Regions from separate parts of the Homo sapiens genome. Here region 2 is linked to region 1. A link is a contact called in ENCODE Hi-C or POLR2A ChIA-PET data. All regions are on one chromosome and are shown on one strand. The core of a region is the stretch at or near the end of the contact, and the rest is flanking DNA. Distances in the headings are between cores, read along the strand shown. Region 1 overlaps KCNIP3 (potassium voltage-gated channel interacting protein 3). Region 2 overlaps KCNIP3 (potassium voltage-gated channel interacting protein 3).

Region 1 (2,700 bases), core at 35-2,534:
CAAGAAGTTGCCCAGGCCTGCATGTCACAGCCTCTGCATCCCAGTCACAGGGCCTCCCACTGTCAAAATATCTGAGAAGGGATCTCCTTGGCCCAGCCTGGGTCGGGCACCTGCCCTGGCCAGTGGGTATTCCTGTCGTGACTGGCCAGCTGGATCGGGTAAGAAGCTGGGAGCCCTCGTGGCTACCGATGGCAGAACAGGATGTGGGGCGCTCTTTGGAATGTGGATAGGTGTCTTTCTGAACAGAAGAAACAATAGCAGCCTTCTGCAAATGTCCAAGCCAAGCTCTGAGGATGGGCGCAGGCAGCGGGAGCAAGGAGGCCTTTAGACATCAGCGTGCACGACTGGCTCAGTCCTGGGCCTCTTCTGCTCGGTCTTTTGGCTTCAAATCCGTCTATGTGCTGATGACCCCCAAATGTATCCCTCCACTTCCAACCCTTGCAGATCCCACCTGCCTCCTTGAAGCCTCTGCTAGGATCTCTTTAGATGTCTCAGACTTGAAATGCTACCACCAAGCCCCCTCCTCCCCTCACGCCAGGCCAGCTTCTGTTTTTCCCACCACAGTGAATAACAGCTTGGTTCTTCCAGCAGCTCAGGACAAAAGCCTTGGCCTGACTCCTCTCGTTCTCACGCAACAGACACCCAGGACATCTGCAAATCCTTTCGGTCCCATCTTCAGAGTGCCTCCAAATGTACCGCTGCTCCCTCCCGCCTCCGCTGCCACCCTGGACAGCCACAAATCCCTGCCACTCCCTCGCCTACCCCTCGGGCTCAGCCTCCACCCCTCATCAGCAGGAGGGGCCTCTCCTGCCAGCTCACCTCACCCTGAGCTCTGGCCCTTGCTGCCCCTCTGCCTGCCTGGACAGCTTCCCTTTCACTCTCCCTCACCCCTCGGATCTGTATTTGAACGCCATGTGCCCTGCAGGCCCTGCCCTAGGCACCCCTCCCTTCTTCCCAGTCCTAGGTAATTTCTGCAGCCCTATTCCCTTGCAATATATCGTTTACTCATCAATCTCATTTTATAGCCTATAAGCTCTAGGGGTTTTTATTCTGTCTGGTTCCCTGCTGTGTCCCCAGAGCCTGGGACATTGCCTGCCAGAGGAGGCAAGGAGACCCACGGCTTCACAATGGGATGTTCTCAGACCAGAGAGCAGAGGAGGGATCAGTGCCAGCCCAGTGAACTGGGATTGGGAGCCACAGCCCCGGCACCCTGGCTGAAAGGGCCCTCTGCATCGGTGGCCACTGGCTCCAGGCCAGCTGCAGTTCTAGTGACTGTGTGCCTGTCCTCTCACGCCCCTTGTGGTGTTTGTCTGGCTGTGAGAGTTTTACACTGGGCAGCTGCCCTGGGGGGTACGGACGGGTGAGTCTCCCTTAGCACCAATGTGTGACCCGGACTGGGCCTCGAGGGAGAGGCAAGTGAAGTTGGTAGTGGAGCTCTTGGGAGCGCCTGGTCACCCTGCCCTGAGAGCAGGGCTGGGACACAACGCAGTCCCCTAGACTCCACCCCATATGGGATGGCCCTCAGAGGCCACTGGGGAGCAGCCCCAGCCAGGAGACCTGGTGCCCAGGAGATGCTATAAATATTGATTTGGCTTCACCTCCACCCCCAGCCCTTGGCAGGGGAGGTCTGGGCTGAGGCCTGTCCAGGGACCCATTCAGAATCAGCCTCCCCTGTCACCTCGAGATGCCCCAGGTCCCTGCCCCTCCCTGCCCAGTATCACTTCAGGGCACCCTGGGGAGCCGCGGCCAGACCTTCCTGCTCCTGCCTCTTCTCACCCCAGCCCTGCAACTCAATTACTCCCAGCTCACTTCTGCTGCGGCAGCTGGCGGTGGCTGCGGCCGGAGGTGAGGGACGTCCTGAGTCCCTCCTAGAAGTGGTCAGAGGCAGGGCAGGGAGGCCAGGATCTGCAGCAGAAATGGGGAGAGGGGCCTCCGGCAGAGGGGACGAGAGGGGGACCAGAGCGGGGGCGAAGGCCCTGAGTTGGCATTTTCAGGTTTGCGTTTGGAGACAATTAGGAGTTGAATTATTAAAGACGCGCAGGGAAGAGCTGTTTTTAAGAAAGCATGAGTAAGCAGGGGCATCTCACAGCAGCACCCAGGATCGAAGGCGATCAATGGCCGTAATGGCTGTAAATATTTACTCGGCTTAATTGGGAACGTGCACGCCAGCCACAAACCTGACGCAGGGGTCCATGCCCAGCAGACCCCCGTCAGGCCAGCCAGAGGGCACAGCTTCAGCCTGCTCCCGGGTCCCCCCACTCCCGGCAGCCAGGCCAGCACTGTGTGAGACCAGCGGTGATGGAGCCCCAGCGGTGCAGGTGCCCTCAGGGCACGGGGTCTGGAGTCAGATACAGGGGGGCCCTACCAGCTTGATCACACCAGACAGGCTGCTTAACCCCCCTGTAGGATGGGCTAGTGATGCCCATGTCAGGGCATGTGAGCAAGCCCAGTGCAGTGTCCAGGGTGGCCAGTGCCCAGCGAATGCCAGTCCTGTTGGCCTGGGGCCTGGTGGTCCAGAGGTGGAGGGCAGGTATCAAGGGAGATGCATGGGCCTCTGCTCTTACCCCAGACCTTTGGCTTAGTCGAAGTACAGGATCAGCTTACTCTAGAAAGTGGGATGTTCTCCATAGGAGTGCTATGGGATAAGAAGGTTGTAGGGCCACTCTGAGGCTTGGCCCGCGCTGGGAGCCACAGCACTAA
Region 2 (2,700 bases), core at 157-2,656, 54 kb before region 1:
TTCCCATGAAGGCCACAAAGGCCCACTGTGTGCATCTCGGCCTCACTCGGCCTCAGTGAGGTCACACTGTGAGCCTGAGAATTTGAGCGGCATTCTCTGCCCCCAGAGCCAGCTGTCAAACATTTACCAGCACAGCACCAGGCAGGATCCACGGCTAATGGCAGCAGGGGTGGGAAGAGCTGAGCTGAAGTTCAGAGCTAGGATAAAGCCAACAGGAATCCCTCTCCTTTGTCAAGTTTATTTTATTAAAATATACAGGACTGAATATTAGTGGATGCTGAGAACAGGAACCACCCTCCCAGGCCGTGGCCAAGGGAGACGCTTCTGCCATGCAGACATGCGGCCGGTCTGTGTCCCAGCGTGGGAGGCAGACCCCTCCTGGTTGGGCTGTGCAGCCAGTCTGGCCCCAAGGCCAAGGCCGGCAGGGGTGTGGTGGTGATGCTCTCCTGAGGCCTTGGCCTTAGAGGCAGAGTGACACCAGCTGGGAGGGCTGGGCAGCGGGTGAGGGGAGGGAGAAGATCCCTGAGCCAGGGAAAGCTGATGCCCTCCTGGAGGCAGAGGCCCCCAGTCAGCCTGGAGCCTGGAGCCAGGCGTCCATGCAGCTCCGCAGGGGAGGCCAGGCTGTGTGTGAATGCCGAGGGGCCCCCATGGCCTCCGCCATACTGCCTTTCCTCTGAGGGCCCTGCTCACCCTGGGGCTAGCCTCTTGGGGCACACGGGGACTCCCCGGGCCAGCCCTGAGTGGAGCTGGGCTGGCTGTGATGGAATGTATTATGTGGGAATGTTCCTGGAGGGGCCATGCGGCCTGGGACCGGGTTCCTTCTGGGTGAGGCCCCAATCAGGCGGGAGCAGCATCTCTCTCCTCCTGGGGGTTTCTGCTGACCACCCAGCCACAGCCCTCTCAGCCCTCACCATTGGCTCCAGCTTTGGGCTGGCATTCTCCATCCCCAGATGGAGGGGACAGCCAAGCAGAGTCCCCAGGGTTTGTGCTTTTGAATGTTGGTCAGCCGGGCTGGGCTTTGGGGCCCCACTGATCCCAGGCACAGAGCAGACCCCCAAGGCCTCTTCCCCAGGGCCACCATATTGGGGCTACTGGGCCCAAGCCTCAGCCAGCAGGAGGGCCTGGCCTCCGAGAAGCAGTGTGCTGGGCTCCCACTAGGGCTGCGCCTGAGCTGCTAAGGAATGCTTGTGCTTTTTGTGCAAGGCAGAGGGACGGCGACACTGCTTCAGGAGAGGGGGCTCAGCCAAGCTGCTGGGCCATGGGAGGGGCACTACAGGAAGAGGAGGGACACGCCCCTTCCCAGACTCCTCTGAGCTCTGCCCCGGGCTCCCTGGCTGCCAGTCTCTGAACCACGTTCCTCCCGGGACCTAAGAGGACCTTGGAGGGAACAGTCTGTGCTGGAGGGTGTGTACAGCCCCACCCACTGCATTCCCACTGAACCAGGACTGGGGCAAGGAGAGGCTCATCCCACCCTGTGGAGCTGGCAGAGAGTGCCCTCAGATTCTCCACCACGACCCAATCCCTAAACTTGAAATCCCCCGCCTTCCTGCCATGGAGGGAGAATGGGGCCCAGTGGCCCCTCACCACTCAGGCTTGCCCCACAGTGGGTGGCCTGGTACCCAGCTCTTCCAGGTCAGTGGAGTAGCAGGGGATCCTGGGACCCCCAGGGAAGAATTTCCAGAAAGCTGCAGGCTTGGCCTCCATTACCCCCTCTCCCCCCTGCCCCCCAGCTGGTCCCTCTGGGGTCCTGAGGTGAGGGGCTTTCTAGAAGCATAGGTAGTGGGCAGAGAGTGGCTACGGGGAGGAGACCAGGGGAGCCTGGGGCCGGCCCACTGTGTGGCAAGAAAGCAGAATGGAGAACGGGACGAGGTGGGCTCACACCGGAGATTGGACCCTCCCCTGCAGGGGCACTCGAGCCCCTTCTTGGTGACATCCAGCAGCTGGTGGCCTGCAGACCTGCTCTGTCAGCCACTCACCCAGAGGCAGCCTCGCCTCGCTGGCCTGGGAAGGGCTGGCTGGGGCTCCTGGACTCGGCCCCTAGCCAGACTCAGCCCCTCCCTGAACTCTGTCCCCTCTGCCAGCCCAGATGAATGGCTGTGTGTGTGTGTGTGTGTGTGTGTGTGTGTGTGTGTAGCAATCTGTTCACTTTTTGCAAATCTATTTTTTAAAAGTTTCTTGGAGGCTGCTCCTGGCAGGATGGAGGTTTCTTGGGGGTGGAGGTGGCTGTGGCCATGCACTCCTTTGGACGTGTCCTAGATGACATTCTCAAACAGCTGCATGGAGCTCATGATGTTCTCATCCTGCATGGAGAGAGGAAGGGAGGCCTTCAGGTGCTGGGTGGGCTCCAAATCCGACCCCCTTGAGCAGATTCCCGCCAGGGACTCGGAGCCTGCAGCGACTGCCTGTCTGTCTGTCTTATTGGGTGCAGGGAGCTGGGGGACAGGGAGGTGAAGTAGCTGGTCCGAGGTCCCCAGCTGGTGAGGCACAGCCTGTCTTCAACCCCACTCCTGACTGCAAGCCCATCTGGGATGAGCTGATGAAGGCGATCCCGGCTGGCCTCCAGAGGAGGTGGGCGCTAACCAGGACTGCTCTGGGAGTGGGGCAATAGAGGCGCTGGAGGCCCAGCATCCTGCCCCCTGAGGTGCTCTCTGGAAGGGCCAGCAGCAACACTGCGGAAGCTCTGGTGCCTCCCCACGGTGA

Evidence for each region. Hi-C counts contacts between places; a loop is a spot of excess contacts on that map. ChIA-PET counts read pairs that join two places held with the same protein, here RNA polymerase II (POLR2A). Pooled maps may share reads with other maps.
Region 2: a map of PC-3 shows a loop between it and region 1 (2.5-fold over the local background). The contact joins two enhancer-like sites. A Hi-C loop is called at or near these places in 14 of 168 maps with a recorded cell type or tissue (K562, PC-3, Right ventricle myocardium inferior and 9 more) and 12 of 50 pooled maps. POLR2A ChIA-PET finds 5 or more read pairs at or near these places in 2 of 52 experiments (K562 and MCF 10A).

What each region holds. Positions count from the first base shown.
Region 1 is chr2:95,329,200-95,331,899 of GRCh38, reverse strand. The region is part of intron 2 of KCNIP3 (potassium voltage-gated channel interacting protein 3); the gene reads right to left. Among named protein-coding and RNA genes, the nearest start is that of KCNIP3, 33 kb to the right of the region's middle. RefSeq lists enhancers at 358-857, 858-1,359. Within about 2 kb of position 1,284, at least 3 of the 41 ENCODE cell types and tissues checked have a DNase peak (open chromatin) inside an H3K27ac peak, as active enhancers do; they include thyroid gland, where a contact is called at or near this core.
Region 2 is chr2:95,383,602-95,386,301 of GRCh38, reverse strand. It overlaps KCNIP3 (potassium voltage-gated channel interacting protein 3), which reads right to left. Exons shown (of 9, transcript NM_013434.5): 9 at 225-2,300. The coding sequence ends at 2,253. Among named protein-coding and RNA genes, the nearest start is that of FAHD2A, 18 kb to the left of the region's middle. RefSeq lists a silencer at 307-601 and an enhancer at 35-935. Within about 2 kb of position 1,406, at least 5 of the 41 ENCODE cell types and tissues checked have a DNase peak (open chromatin) inside an H3K27ac peak, as active enhancers do; they include thyroid gland, where a contact is called at or near this core.